4 separate regions of the Homo sapiens genome follow, and regions 2, 3 and 4 are each linked to region 1. The links are chromatin loops, found by intact Hi-C in ENCODE. Cell type or tissue: GM12878. All regions are shown on one strand.

Evidence for each region. Peaks named below come from ENCODE experiments on the same cell type or tissue, not always from the same donor. Only the 100,000 strongest peaks of a DNase experiment are listed, where the experiment ranks them.
Region 2: a loop joins it to region 1, with 10 times the contacts of the local background. A loop is called at or near these places in 61 of 110 quality-filtered maps.
Region 3: it touches region 1 in a loop (3.0-fold over the local background); 10 of 110 quality-filtered maps call a loop at or near these places.
Region 4: it touches region 1 in a loop (2.4-fold over the local background); 4 of 110 quality-filtered maps call a loop at or near these places.

The regions. Positions count from the first base shown.
Region 1 is chr1:99,806,388-99,810,387 of GRCh38, reverse strand. No RefSeq gene overlaps it. Among named protein-coding and RNA genes, the nearest start is that of FRRS1, 42 kb to the right of the region's middle. RefSeq lists an enhancer at 614-1,114. In GM12878, a CTCF peak has its summit at 1,554 (motif pointing left); a DNase peak (open chromatin) is centred at 1,507; H3K27ac peaks cover 969 bases.
Region 2 is chr1:100,866,196-100,870,195 of GRCh38, reverse strand. No RefSeq gene overlaps it. Among named protein-coding and RNA genes, the nearest start is that of EXTL2, 27 kb to the left of the region's middle. In GM12878, CTCF peaks have their summits at 1,639 (motif pointing right) and 3,603 (motif pointing right); a DNase peak (open chromatin) is centred at 1,458.
Region 3 is chr1:100,275,729-100,279,728 of GRCh38, reverse strand. It overlaps RTCA (RNA 3'-terminal phosphate cyclase), which reads right to left. Exons shown (of 11, transcript NM_003729.4): 8 at 2,413-2,471. Among named protein-coding and RNA genes, the nearest start is that of MIR553, 3.5 kb to the left of the region's middle. In GM12878, a CTCF peak has its summit at 1,682; no DNase peak of the experiment used is centred here.
Region 4 is chr1:100,534,562-100,538,561 of GRCh38, reverse strand. GPR88 (G protein-coupled receptor 88) reads right to left here and starts at 423. Exons shown (of 2, transcript NM_022049.3): 1 at 60-423. In GM12878, no CTCF peak of the experiment used is centred here; a DNase peak (open chromatin) is centred at 2,341; H3K27me3 peaks cover 292 bases.

The DNA.
Region 1 (4,000 bases):
TCCTCAGGTGATTACATATTATTGTGATTTGTATGGGTATATAGTTGGCAAAAGATAATGTTAAAAATTTACCAACGCTTGGGCAGAAATGGTGGCTCACACCTGTAATCCTAGCAGTTCGGGGAGCTGAGCTGGGCAGAATGCCTGAGCTCAGGAGTTGGAGACCAGCCTGGGCAACATGGTGGAACTTGGTCTCTACAAAAATACAAAAATTAGCTGGGCTTGGTGGCGCATGCCTGTAGTCCCAGCTACTTGGGGGACTGAGGTGGGAGGATTGCACCTGTGGTCCCAGCTACTTGTGGGGCTGAGGTGGGAGAATCACTTGAGCTTGGGAGATAGAGGCTACAGGGAGCTGTGTTTATGCCACTGCACTCCATCCTGTGTGACAGAGTGAGACCCTATCTCAGAAAAAAAAAAAAAAAAAAGAAAGAAAGAAATTTACCAACCCTCCAAGACTAGCCAACTATTGGACCATTGTCATTTATATAAAACAAACACAACCATTTTAGATTTGATGAGGCACTTTCAAACTCTTTGGCCCATCTATTAGCAAAAGGGAATGTTATATTACCTAGAAAAAGAACGTAGCTGGGCACAGAGGGTCGTGCCTGTAATCCCAGCACTTTGGGAGGTTGAGGTGGGAGGATAGCTTGAGTCCAGGAGTTTGAGACCAACCTGGGCAATATAGTGAGACCTTGTCTATGAAAAAAAGAAAACCTAAACATATAAGGAACTTTCACTTTTGTAACACCAAACTGCCTTTGTAGAATATCTCAGGATTAAACAAATTCGAACAGTGCCAGTTATTAACCCCTTTGGATATGGACTAATTAAGAAGATATGAGACAATCAGAAAAGGTCTTATTAAGATTTCTCGGTTTATACATAAACTCAGATAATAAAACCTCTCTCGTAATACAACTTTGGAGCACTCAATTCTGTTGAGTTATCTCCTCTTTTATTAATGCCAGATCTAGTCACTCTGACTGGGTAATGCTAACTATGGAATTCTGTACAGTGTACGTGTGAATATATGCACTGTATATATATGTGAGGCATGCCTATATGGTGTTAAGCCTTTATCCTTAATGTCTCTCATTTGTGGAAATAATATTCCTTCTTTTATTTGACACTTATTTTCCCCTGGGATTTCCCCAGTGGTATCAACTCTGAACTAGGCAGGCTTCACAGCAGACCAAGTATGACATTGTTTTAATTAACGCCACTCTGAAATATTTGGCTGTGAGTACTTGATAAGGGAAGGCTTCATAAGTATTTCAGGAGGTCTCATTCTCCCGCCTTAAGACCCTTACTACTCTTCTAGGAATTGGGGGAGGAATACAGTGAACTGTCTATGTCCTCACTCTTCAGTGGTAATACTTTATGGGTAGTGCTTCAGGGATGAGTGTGTGGAAAGATTCTAGTTACCTCCCCCTTTCCTTCCAGCAGTCAGACAGAAAGGAAAACGTGGGTGGCCATATAGGGAGATAAACTTGCTCTTCCATGCCCTCAGTTACACGTAACACTTAAAATTTCTTGGCATCTACTGCCACCGTGTGGTTATTTACATTTACTGACTTTAATGTGTTTCCCTTTTAAGGCTGGTCCGAAACAAAAATACAAGGAATTCTAGTTTGTTTTAGTATCCTTCAGCCTCAGATTGTTCCCAAGTCCCTCTAGGTTCTCTGTGCTCTTACACTGACGAGAAGATTCCACTACTAAATACTTTCTTCTTCTCTTATGTTACGCTCTACTAAAGCATGCTGCTGATACTCCAGTGACTTTCAGAGTTTTTGATGAACCAGTTTGAGGCAGAAAGATTCTAAAATGGGCTCCATATGTCCCTGTCCCTGATATTATGGCTTATGTAATCCCTTCACAGGAGTGTGGATGAGACCTGTGACTAGCTTTTAACCAACAGAATATGGCTGAGGTGATGGGATGTCACACTGCAATTACACTGGACAGTATTGTAACTTCTGTATTGCTAACAGACTCTCTTTTTTAGTTTTATTTTTTAATTTTTGTGGGTATAGTAGGTGTATATATTTATGGGGTACATGAGATGTTTTGATTACAGGCATGAAATGTGATATAACCACATCATGGAGAATAGGGTATCCATCCCCTCAAGCATTTATTCTTTGAGTAACAAACAATCCATTTACACTCTTTGAGTTATTTTAAGATGTGCAATTAAGTTATTATTAACTATAGTCACTCTGTTGTGCGATAGCACAACAGATAAATGATAAAATAGGTAAATGATAAAATAGGTCTTATTCATTCTTTCTATTTTCTTGTACCCATTAACCATTCCCACCTTCTCCCTGCCCCACACACTATCCTTCCCAACCTCTGGTAACTGTCCTTTTACTTTCTATGTCCATGAGTTCAACTGTTTTAATTTTTATATCACACAAATAAGTGAGAACATGCAGTGTTTGTCTTTGTGTGCCTGGCTTATTTCACTTAGTAAAATGATCTCCGGTTCCATCTGTGTTGTAGTAAGTGATGGGATCTTATTCTTTTTATGGCTGAATAGTATTCCATTGTGTATATGTATAACATATTCTTTATCCATTCATCTGTTGGTGGACACTTAGTTTGTCCAAATCTTAGCTATTGTAAACAGTGCTGCAGCAAACATAGGGGTGCAGATATCTCTTCAATATACTGACTTCATTTCTTTTGGGTATACCCAGCAATGGGATTGCTGGATCATATAGTAACTCAATTTTTAGTTTTTTGAGGAACCACCAAACTGTTCTCCATAGTGGTTGCGCTAATTTACATGCTAGCAGACTCTCTTGATCGCCTTCTGGGTTTGCATGCATGAAGCAAGCAGCCATGCTAGGGAGACTCAGTGAAAAGAAACTGAGGGTGGCTGCTGGCTGTCAGCTGCAAGAAATTGAGGCTCTCAGTCCAACAAAACACAGGGAATTGTAACAACCACATGAACTTGGAAGCAGATCATCCTCTTCGGTTGAGCTTTCAGATGAGATCACAGCCTTGGCCAACACCTTGATTGCAGCCTGATGAGAGACCTTGAAGGAGAGGACCCAGTTAAGCTATGCCCAGATTCTGTGAGCTTATACAGACAGTCCTTGACTTACTATGGTTCAACTTATGATTTTTGTGACTTCATGATGGGACAAAGGACGTTAAGTATTCAGGAGAAACTGTATTTTGAATTTTGATATTTTCACAGGCTAGTGATATACAGTACAATATTCTCTCTCCATGCTGGGCAGTGGCAGCAAGCCACAGCTCCCAGTCAGCCACACAATCAGAAGGGTAAACAACTGGGTACTCTACAGTGTACTGTGTTTCCAGATGATTTGGCCTGATAGTGGGCTAATGTAAGTGTTCCAAGCATGTTTAAGGTAGGCTAGGCTAAACTATGATGTTCGGTAAGTTAGATATATTTAATGCATTTTTGACTTACAATATTTTCAACTTATGGTGGGCTTATTGAGATGTAACCCCATTGTAAGTTGAGGAGCATCTGTAAATGTGAACTGTTTTCAGCCATTAAATGTGTGGTAATTTGTTACACAGCAATAATTAATACACAGTTCTTTGGTTTTACTTACATCATTCCCCTCTTCCTAGGACTGCAATATAAGTCCTTGGAGACTGTTTTTGGCAATAAATATAATTGTCAAACACCATTCTTTGTTCAGAATTGTCCCTTCTCTCCCACCAAGGCTCTGTTACTGAATCAGCTTGTGCCTGATTTCTTTAAAATAAGTTCTCTTTCAGGAGCTATCTCAACTCCTCATACAAAGAAAGTTTTGTGGGGCCTGCATATATAATCTGCATTCTTAATTTAAAAAAATGTTTCATTTGCGTGGAACACCTGTCTAAGAGCATCACAGTGGTGCCAAAAGGCAGGGGTGGAGAAAGGGATTTACTCTTCTCATCACAGATATTCAACTTGATCCCAAAATAAAACCAGGAGTTTTTAAAAGACGTAAAACTCAATAAATGGTATTGG
Region 2 (4,000 bases), 1.1 Mb before region 1:
AGTATGCAAGTACTGAAAGCAATTTAAGGGGCCCACTTTAGCTCTAGCTCAGAAGGAATATGTAAATGAAGTATTTATTTAATCTAGAGAGGCCTCAAGTCTCTTTTCTTTTTCATATGTCAATATTTCTTTTATCTAAAAGGAAAAAGAATCAAATTCTTGATTGGAATATTTTCAGTAGTTTAAAAATATATATATCTGAAGCAATCAGTCTTACTTTATAGCCGTAGGTCCTAACCTGGACTGATTTTGCCCCCGAGGGGACATCTGGCAATGTCTGGAGACATTTTTGGTTGTTACAATGGAGGGCTTGCTACTGGCGTCTAGTGAGTCGAGGCCAGAGATGCTGCTAAGCATCCCACAATGCACAAGACAGGCCCTCACCACAAAGAACTAAGTGTCCCAAAATGTCAGTAGTGCTAAAGTTGAGAAAAAATATATTTGGCATTATATTATGGAATATTTCATCAGTCTTGTATCATATCACACTACTTATCACAATGAAAGTTGCATTTTTAAAGTTTTATCCTGTATAACAATGCCTATTGGAACAGAACATTAAGGGAAAATGTGCTTGTATTTCTGATAAAACATCTGATGCATGATGCTATGACCCTCAACCTCATCAAAGAGCCAGAAATTTCCCTGGTTAAGGTTTATTTTTGATTCATTTTCTTTTTCTCATCCACATACCTCTTTCTATTTTCACATATTGAAGAAATAGAGAATGGAGCTTGATTTTCTGGGAGGGAACATATGAATGAATATATATATTTCTGAAGCACCACAGAGAAATATTATATAATATGCTGTGTGTTTTAATAATGTCTCAGAGAAAGTCGGCATGGTTGAGTTAAAATAAGCTAAATATAAATTCTCAGGTAAGCATACTTATGTGTGAGTATGTGTGTCCAAATATTTTTGGTTTAAACAATAAATAATATACAGCTAGTGAAGACAATTTATATAGAAAAGAATCTTGCGATGGGAGAATCAGGGAACTTTCTTTCTAGTATCAGCTAGGTGACTAAGTTAATTAAATTTATCTGGGTCTCAATTTCCACATATACAAAAGAGAATGACAAACTAAATGGTCAGGAAATTTATTTCCCGTTTCAAAATTCCATAACCCTAAACGTGAGTATTGAATTAATAGGTTTTAAAGTAGCTATATTATACTTCCCAGCAAGAAAAAATTATCCCGTAGAGTTTAGCTCTGTTGGAACCTCCCCTACATCCTAATCCTATCTCCCCAGAAACACTGTCTCCAAGTGAATTCTAACTTAATAAACATCACTAGTTGTTTGCTGCGTTTTAGGGCCAAAATACGTGATGATGATGTCATCACGCAGTGGTAAACACCGACTGGAAGAGGTTGTGATTTCACAGATATTTTACTTCTTAACAAAGCTATTTAATGGATACCACTGGCCATTATGAAGAACTCGAAGACAGTTACAGCAGGCTAACAAACCACTTGACTCAAATTGAGCTATGAATCAGAAATGATCATATACAGCAGCTAATTTTTTAAACCCAGAATGCAAATACGAATTGTAAAAACAATTAAATTATTTGATTTCATTTACACTGGTGAAACATGATTTTTATGGAATTTACTGTCTGACCAGCAGATGTCAGTGCAACCTAATTAACTAACATTTTTAGTAGTTTAAATACCTGCCAGTAAACTAAGTGAAGTAGTCTTAAAATAGCAAAGTCAAAAACCTACTGTCAATGTTTTTGATTAAGAATATCTAAGTAGAGCTATAGAAAATATCAATCCTTCAAAAGTTAAATTAAATGGGTCCTTGCCTAGGTAAATCATATTACATAAGTTATGACACCTTGTTATCATAATTTCTGTGACAATAGCATTTCTCAGTGACATATAGAAGACATGACCTTAATTAAATACAAAATGCTAATCTGTGGCGAAGTGTTAGACTAGCACGTTATTTTAAAAACTCACATATCATAGACACTTGAGTCAAATGTAACTTAATTGTCTCTGAGTGGTGTATACAAAGCCTTGGAAGAACCCATTAATTCCCAATGAACACTAAACATTAGTAATGTGATACCATTTGTTTTCTACAATGCAGCCTTTTGCATTCAGCAAAAATTGTAACTGTAATGACAATAACAGCAGCACCTATTATGTGCTGAACATTCAGCTTATATTATCCCATATAATCTTTGTAACAACCCTGCCATGTAGAGGCCTGTGTCACCCACACCTTGAGGATAAAGTAACTAACATTCAAAGAGGTTAGGTAATTTTTCTAATAAAAGTTACACAGCAGCCAAAATGACAAACTTCAGATAGTTCCAAGGCTGTACTCTTCCCTTTATGCAATATTCCATTCCTTTAAAAATGCTATTTTATGACCTTTTATTGAAAAGGCCTCTCATCATTTATCACACTTAATGCTAAAACTATATTTTATACAAAATATTTCTACAACAATGATATGGCACACAACGAGAAGTAGACTAAGAATAAATGAAGGAGTATGTGTACAATTACTTTTGAAAAGCAAAAGCCATAATTTCTTATAAAGTAAAACATGCCCTCACCATATAGTAGCAATCCCATGCCTAGGTATTTACCTAAGACGTATTAAATATATGTCCACACAAAGACCTATACTCAAATATTTATCAAAACTTTGTTCATAATCATCAAAATTTGAAAACAACCCAAATTTCCATCAGCTAGTTAGAGGATAAACATATTGTGGTTTATCCATACAGTAGCATGCTGCTCAGCAATAAAAAGAAACAAACTACCTTTACATGCAACAGCATAGCTGAACCTCCAAAGCATTAAGCCAAGTGAAGGCAGACAGACACAGAAAGCCATATACCATATGCTTCCATGTATATGACATTCTGGAAAAGGCGATACTCTAGGGACAGAAAACAGATCGGTGATTGCCAGGGCCTGGAGGTAGAAGTGGGGGGTTGGGTATGAAAGGGCATGAGGAAATCTCCAGGGATGATAGATATATTCTAGATCTGATTGTGGTGAATGGTGATAAGACTATATACATTTATCAAAACTCATAGAATTGTACACTTAAAATTGGTGAATTTTACTTTATGTAAATCTTACTTCAACAAATCAGACTTTTTTAAAAAGTGAAAGACATTAGACATATAGAAAGTATTAGTGACGTCACCATTAATAAAATTTCTGAAGAGTTGAGCCAAACAATAAGAGATAGAAGAAAAGTTAACAAACAACCCGAATCTTTGCCTAGTCTGGGAATGTAGGAGAACAGAAACCAGGGCTCTGGTATTAGCTTGCCAACCTGCTTGTGTGATCTTGAGTGAGGCATTACTTCTCTCCAAGTCTCAGTTAACTTACTATTAAATAAATTGCAGTAAACATTTAAATTCTTTAAACTTCTTGAACTCTTCAAGCTAGAAAAACAAACCCCAAAAAGTATAAGGTTCACTGTTCCAAAAATTCTCCCCCTTGCTGATCATTAAAGAAAAGCCCAAGTATGACATGTAATTGCTTTGGTAGAGAAATGGGGTTCACAGTATTCACTATTAGCACTCACCATTCCTTCAGAGAGGGTAATTATTCTATGTGGCCAGCAGGTGTCATTCACTCATTTATGAAACCTGATAATTCTCATATCCAAATGCTTTTTTAAATGAATGTTGGCTTAATATTTTCATTTGTAGCGATTATGAACATTGTTTCTCTCGGTAAATGCTTACAGGAAGGAAGATATCCTAAAAATTCAACCTAGTCCTCCATTTTTTTCTCAGTCCTCATCAGGTATGCTAATTAAATCTATATATCAAGATGAAAAAAACATCTTTTACTCCGTGATGTTTAATGTTTCAAAGATTTTTAGGAAACAAAGCAATGGCTTTATGAACATTACTTACCCAGTCTTGGCACACTCAGTCCTTTAACAACATTCTCGTCATTCTGTGTCACTCCCTGCCTGAAGCCTTCCCCTGGCAACTCCGATACCAC
Region 3 (4,000 bases), 470 kb before region 1:
AGCTCATTGCAGCCTTGAACATCTTAGGATCAAGCAATCCTCCCGCTTCAGCCTCCTGAGCAGCTGGGACTATAGGTGTGAGCCACCATATGGGGCTACTTAAAAAAAAAAAAATTTTAAGAGATGGAATCTTGCCATGTTGGCCAGGCTGTTGTCAAACTCCTGGCTCAAGCAATCATCCTGCTTCAGCCTCCCGAGTAGCTTGGACTAAAGCTGCATGCCACCTCACCCAGAATACTTTTGTATGTCAAATTTCTTTGTCCTTCCTCCTTAGCTCTCACTTTTCTATCCAGCTAACTTCTATTTACCCACAGAACCCACTGGAGGACCATTAAATGGCAGAAGGCAGATTTGGTGTCAATCAGTCCCCAGAAGGATTCCCTTTGCTTCCCCTGTATTCCTATGGTACCCTGGGGATACCACTATCATAGAACTGGTCTGTTTCCTCTGCCAGAATAACCCAGGAGGCAGGAATCATAGCTGTCACTTTTGAATCCCTAGTACACAGTACCTGGCACATTTGGTAACCAGTAATACAAACAAACTCACACTTCTCCCAATGCCTGCTAAGTACTTATTACTTGTAATATGTCTGCTCCTAGTCTCCGTTTTATATTTGTATTCTCTTTGCTTCTAAAGACTGTTGTAGATAGTGCATGCAGTGGCTCAATATCCACACTGATTCCTCACTGCACCTAATATGTAATTAGTATATGCCAAATACATATTTTAGATCACTATTTCTCAAACTTCAGTATACATTAAAAGTACCTGGAAAGTTTGTTAAAATGGATTCCTGGGCCCCACTCCCACAGATTCTAATTCAATACGTCTGAGGTAGGTCCCAAAATCTGTATTTCTAACGAACTCCCAGTTGATGCTGACAAGTTTGCCTGTCTGCCAACCACATTTTGAATAGCACAGTTTTAGACAGAATTCATTTATGTGAGTTCAACTGGAAATGGTGATTTTATTTATTCTCTTGATCAGATTTGATGCCCAACTAGTTCTAGATTTACCAACTGAGCAAACTGAAGAATTCCTAATTTTTTTTGTATTCAGTAGTAATAGTGTGGCTTAACAGCATAGCTAGGGTAAACATTTTTATTTGTTTATTTATTTTGCAAAGACAAAGTCTCACTACATTGCCCAGGATAGTCTTGAACTTCTGGTCTCAGTAATCCTCCCACCTCAGCCTCCCAAAGTGCTAGGATTACAGTTGTGTACCACTGTGCCCAGCTTGGTAAGCATTTTTAAAGATGCTACAAAGTAGGAATAAAGCAATCAATGACCACGCAAACAACTAGAAGTTCACCTAAAAGTTGCCTGATTGGTAAAAGTAACTTTAAATATTAACAAACACATGCATGTATGTATCTTCTCTCTCTAATATACCAAACCTTAAACAAATTTCCCTTTCACAAAAACATTCAAAATTCTGAAATCACCAATGTAATAACTGATGCAGAGAAGAATCATCAATAGATGTTAAAACCACTGGATGAAAGCTGTTATGGGTGCAGGATAACCAGATGGCCTCAAAATATTTTCTTGGATCACTAGTTAATTACAAAGGTAAAAGGAACTTTCATGGCAGACAGATCTGCAGGACACACCTCCTTAACCAAGTGATCACACTCAACCTCACCAATAAAGGAGAAACTAACATCATGTGCCCCCTGCCGTGATACAGTGGAATGTACACAAAATCACCTATGTAGTATTCTTAATAAAAATGTTTAATCTGAATATATCATGAGACAATCAGACAAATTTAAATTGTGGGAAACTCTGTGAGAAAATGGCCTGGACTCTTAAAAATGTCAGTATCATGAAATGAACAACAACAAAAAAGGTAATGGGAGGATTGTGTATTAAAAGAGGGACTAAAGAGACTTGAGAAACAAATGCTATGTGCCCCCCCCCAAAAAAAAAAATTCCACATCGCTCTAAATAATATTTTGGAAACAATTCATTATGTATGAAGCTATCTGGTGTGTCAGAATAAAACAAATTCTTCAGGTGTAAAAATGGTATTATAATTATGTAGTTATTGCTCTTTGGACATATATGCTGCAGTATTCAGGGGTGAGACATGGCACCTGCAACTTATATTGAAATGGCTCAGAAATATACACAACAAACTAAATGTTCATAACTAGTGAATCTAAGAGAAGGTTGTATGGATGACTAGTTGAACTAGTCATTCAACTTTTCCATAGGTTTGAAATTTTCCAAAGTATAAAGGTGGGAGAAAGACTGAAAGTCTGAAAGTGTAATTGACTCTAAAAGAGAATCAATTAACTACATCCTTTTAAACTTTCATCCATCATTCTATAACATTCCAATCCTGATGGATTAAAGAATTCTGCAGTAGCATTGGGAACTATGGACCCCCTTCATTTATCTTACCTCGTTTACCAAGCGATGATCCAGCAAACAAACAGCCAGTGGAGGTCTCAGCAATAATTCTATGCAAGAAAAAAAGTTATTACTACCTTTGCTATAAATGTTCCAAATTTATGCAAATACAACAAAAGAGAACAATGACTATTAAATAGGCAGAACTAAATCTGGGCAACAAATTGCAAAAGTAAAAATTCTTCATATAGAGTGGTATGATTAACATTGTCTATCTTAATCAGACCAGTAGTATCCTTTACCACTTGACCAGGAGAAGTCACACCAGATTCTAATTCACAGGTTAAGAAATGTCTACCATGCCCCCCAACAAGTTAACATGTCATTAGCACTAAGTGGTACCATTTCACAGGCACACAGTACTATAAAGTGTTTCAGAATTATCTTAAATAAAAAGGTCGTTATGCAGAGACTTTGGTATTGTTCTACGGTTTTTAGATAGTGTTATCATAAGTAGAGCAAGCGTTTACTTTAAACCTTTTAATGGAAATTCTGAATGAGAGGATTTGGAACTTAAATATCCAAAAATGGTACTTTTATACTTCAAAAACATCAGTTAAAGAATTTGTACTAATACTTAAATCTATAACTCCTAACTGAATTAACATAATAGTTCTAGTCTGGTTTTTTTTGAGATGGAGTCTCGCTTTGTCGCCAGGCTGGAGTGCAGTGGTGTGATCTCAGCTCACTGCAACATCCGCCTCCCAGGTTCAAGTGATTCTCCTGCCTCAGCCTCCCAAGTAGCTGGGACTACAGGTGTGCACCACCACGCCCAGCTAATTTTTGTATTTTTAGTAGAGACAGGGTTTCACCATGTTGGCCAGGATGATCTTGATCTCTTGACCTTGTGATCTGCCCGCCTCAGCCTCCCAAAGTGCTGGGATTACAGGTGTAAGCCACCGCGCCTGGCCTCTAGTCTGGTTTTAAAAAGCTCTTTGCTATATTTATTTGTGAACTGATTTCACATTTGACGTATTTTATGCAACTGGAAATATTCTCATAGGACTAGCTTTAAAGCCTAACTTCTGATTAAACGTTTAAGTTCACTATATAAGGGAAAGGGATCTTACAAGGTAACAAAAGGCAAGCCATCCTCAGAAAAAATTCAGAATAATTGTCTTAATTTATCATACTGGTGTTTTAGGTAGGAATGTCCTTAAAAATATAAACTGAGGCTGGGCACAGTGGCTCATGCCTGTAATCCCAGCACTTTGGGAGGCCAAGGCAGGTGGATCATGAGGTCAGGAGATCAAGACCACCCTGGCTAACACGGTGAAACCCTGTCTCTACTAAAAATACAAAAAATTAGCTGGGCGTGGTGGTGGGCGCCTGTAGTCCCAGCTACTCAGGAGGCTCAGGCAGAAGAATGGCATGAACCCAGGAGGCGGAGCTTGCAGTGAGCCAAGATCACACCACGGCACTCCAGCCTGGACAACAGAGCGAGACTCCACCTCAATAAATAAATAAATAAATAAATACTTCTTAAAACTATAAACTTAAGCAAGAAACCCTAAAAATCTTTAATTTAATTAGATAACTATTTTAGGGTTCTCAACTAATGTGTAGGAAAAAGTATTGT
Region 4 (4,000 bases), 730 kb before region 1:
AGGAGAAAGCAGAGATATCCCAGCTGGGGAAAATCCCATGGGAAAGAGGTGAAGGTTACCTTGCGTTTAGGCTGGTCCTTAGCCGGTGTCTCAGGGGGAGGGATGCCGGGAAATACCTCCTCAGCAACAGCATCAGTGGTCCAGAAATCAACAGGAGAAACTCAGCTGGGATCAGTGCCAGGAGCAAGTGCCCGCTTCTCCCAAGCAGCATCCACACACATGGTCCTGGGCAGGAACTAGCAGCTGCAGGGAGACTTCTCAGCTGGTATCAGGGCTGGAGAAAGTAAAGTGGCGGGCTGCAAGCCCAGGCGGGTGGGCAGGCAGGCAGCAGCAGCAAGAATGCTTGGCTGCAAAAGCAGAAGCTGAGCTCAAGAGGAGAGCACCCTGTGCTCAGAAGCAGGAGTGGTGGCTGATGTGGTGAACCCACTCGAAGCTCTCTCCTGCTTAGTTATACATCATCCAGGGAAAAGACAGCCTTTCCACGCTTGGCATGAATTATTCAATAGCTTCCAACTTGTAAAAGGAAGAAAAATATCTTGCTCAGAAAGTCCTGTCGTTAACAAGTTTCTCTGTCTTTTCTCTCTCCCAATCACCTTATTTTTCATCCTGTTTCATTTTTCTTTCCGTCCTTTTTTTCCCTCCCTTCAATATTAGAATAAAATTTAATATACCCTAGAGTATTTCATCTCAGTCTGATGCATTTTGTGGGCAAGATTTTTCTGTGAGATAAATATATTCCCAGTACCCAGGACTGATCTCTTTATTCCCACATTTTTTAACGAGAATTACTTTATGCACTACTTGAAATTCATTTTTCTTTGGTAAAGTGGAACATAGACAATTATCCACAGAAAATCTCCATTCCTCAATTTAAATCGTACTTTCAGTGTTTTCTCATCAACAAACTCCTTTCCGGAGTTTGTTTTGTGTTTTAGTAATGAAATGGTTAGAGGGTAAAAATGAAATGGGCAAAAGATTTAAAGCAGATGTCAGTGGTACATCTAGACAATGGAATATTATTCAGTGCTAAAAAGAAATGAGCTGTCCAGCCATGAAAAGACATGAAGGAACCTTAAGTGTGTATCACTAAGTGACAGAAGCCAACTGGAAAGGACTACATACTGTATGCTACCAACTATGACATTCTTGAGAAGGCAAAACTATGGAGACAGTTAAAAAGACCAGTGGTTGCCCGAGTTAGGGGGAAAGGAGGAATGAATAGATGATCACGGAAGATTCTTAGGACAGTGGAACTACTCTGTATGATACCATAATAGTGGATCTGTGTACTTATAAATTTGCCCAAAGTGGCAGAATGTGAAACATCAGTGTAAGCCATGGACTTTGGGGAATGATGTGTCAACGTACATTCAATTGTAACAGACGAACCACTCTGGTGGGGGATTTTGATAATGGGAGAGGCTATGTATGCGAGGGGCAGGGAGTACATGGGAAATCTCTGTATCTTTCACTCAAATTTGCCATGAATCTAAAATTGCTCTAAAAAAATAAAGTCAATTTTAAAAAAATGTGTGTCAGGGGGAAAGCAAGAAACCTGAATAATCCACAGTGTGAACAAAGATGACTTTTCACTTCAGAACTTTTTGTCTTGTCTGTCTTGGAGATTTGCAGTCTGATGTTGGCATCTTCTTTGGTGCAAGTGTTCATTTATCCATTCCATGTGGGAATTTTTTCAGAAAAGGAGTTCTCTCAATTATTCACTGGAAAAGTCATGTATTTGAAAATGTAACTCAATATGGGAATATGGTAACATGGCATAATAGAAAAAAATGTTAGGTGGGGTTGCAGCACACCCAGATACTAAGCCGAGCATCCATCATGTAGCCTTGCGATGGATTATTTTCATCTTGTCAAATAAGTTCACAGTCAGTCACTTCAAAGGCCCTTTCTGTTAAAACTTTCTGTGAATCCCTATTCATGAATTTAGCATTTCTTCTCTCTAATTATGACACATGGCATATACCTCTTCTATCTAACATGCATTGCAGTTGTAGTTCTGGGTCATATGTCCCTAAGAGCAATGTTTCAGGAGAGAGGTCAAAACACAGCTTCTCTGCTTTTCTTTTTCTATTTCAAAATCAATATGGTTAGTTGATGACTTCAAGAACTCTGATGAGGATTAAGGATAAGCATGACTTGATAGATTTGGTCCAGCTAAGCTATATCTGAATGAAATTGGTTGGGGCAGGGGCAGGGGCCGGAGGGGGAAGTGAAAGAAAAGAACCAGTGACTTGCTATTCAGAGGGTTGAAGGTTTCGATATCAAGTTTACTGATGTAAATGAGATGAGTATTTGTCATCATCTTTTTGCCTATTGCCATTTGTCCTTATTGAGGTTTTGAGTGCATTAAGCACAGCAAGCCTGCATTTCTCCTTTCTAGTTATGACACATGGCGTATACCTCTTCTCTGTAACATGCATTGTAGTTCTGGCCCATATGTCCAGGAGTCTTTTCCACTCTGTCCCTAAGAGCAATGTTTCAGGAGAAAGGAGACTCTCCTAATCATTCATAGTTAAAACTTGCCATTGAAGTAAAGTTTTTTCTCTCACATTAACATAGTCCTAAAGGACTCTCTGATAGAATGTGGTGGGAGGGTATTCAAATTCTGGATCCCTGGTCCCAGCTGCCACTTTGTGTTGCCTTTGAGACGAGCAGCATTCCTGCTGAGGGACTCCAGTGCCTGGCAGTCACACACACTTCCTCCAAGACCATGCCTCCCTTAGCGCTGGCCTGACAGGGGCCAAATTTTTGTTTGTTTCTGGATTTGGTTTTCCTTTTGTTTTAAGTTAATGAACTTACATAATATAGGGTGGGAATTTTTTCTATCTTATTTCCAGCACCAGGTCAGTGCCTGGGACATAGTAGAAACTTAATCAATACTTACTGAATTAATAAGTGAATGGCAGTGTAAATGATTTCATTTATGTTTTCTCCACGGTGAAACAGTAATTCACTTTTATGAGCATCTCTTTCCTCCCACCTTCAGCAGGAACTTGCCCCATCAGTCATCTGCTTTCTGCTGTCTCTTGTCAGTCTCTCTGCTCTCCACTGCTTGCTCCCCTTCAGACTTACAAAAATGCTGATTTCACCACAACCTCATAAAACTCCCCTGGAACTTCACCTCCTTCTCATGGTGCCTACACACAGCTCACTTCCCCTTCCTGATGGAAGTGCTCATTTTCTCCTTCTACTTCTGATTTTACCATTGAATACCCACCCACACGGCCCTTAGCTCTCCCTGCTCCACAGAAACAGCTTTGGCCAAGGTTAACAGTAGCCTCTCAGTAGCAAATCGTGACTCCTAAATCCTTGCCCTCTACTTTGACTCTGTGAAGAACACCCTCCTCCTCAGTGCCATTTCCCTCCAGGTTTCCCTTTGCTTCTGTTCCTCTGTCTGCTCCCTTCCAGACTCAGTCTCTGGCTCCCCAGTGTCATGGCTCCTTTAAGATAGTGTTCCTGGCTTCTCTTCTTGGTTCTCTTCTCACCCTACTCTCTCTCCCTAATTGATCTCATCTGATTCCTGCCTTCCACTCTCGCCTATGGGTCACCCACAGATTCTTTCCCACCAAGCTTACTTCTTTCCAGAGTTGCAGACGTGTTGGAACTCTCCATTCGGCTGGCCTCTCTCCCTCCTCATCCCACTCATTCTCCTATGGTCACTGATTTGGTTAATAGTCCCCATTGTTACCCTAGTGTTTCTAATAATTCACTATCAAATATGGTGTTTGTTATAGTTTTCTGATATATTGTTTATAAGTTAGAGACATTTCTATCTATTTCTAGTATGACTTTTATATGAAGTGAATTTTTTTTTAGCTGTTGATGTAGTAGGTTACATTTGATATATTTTTAAAAGTTGAATCATCTTTGCATTCCTCTGATAAACCCTGTTTGGTTACAATATATTATCCTTTTAAAGATAGACTGTAGGATTCTATTTGGTAGTATTTTATTTAAGAGTTTTGCATCATAAGTAAAG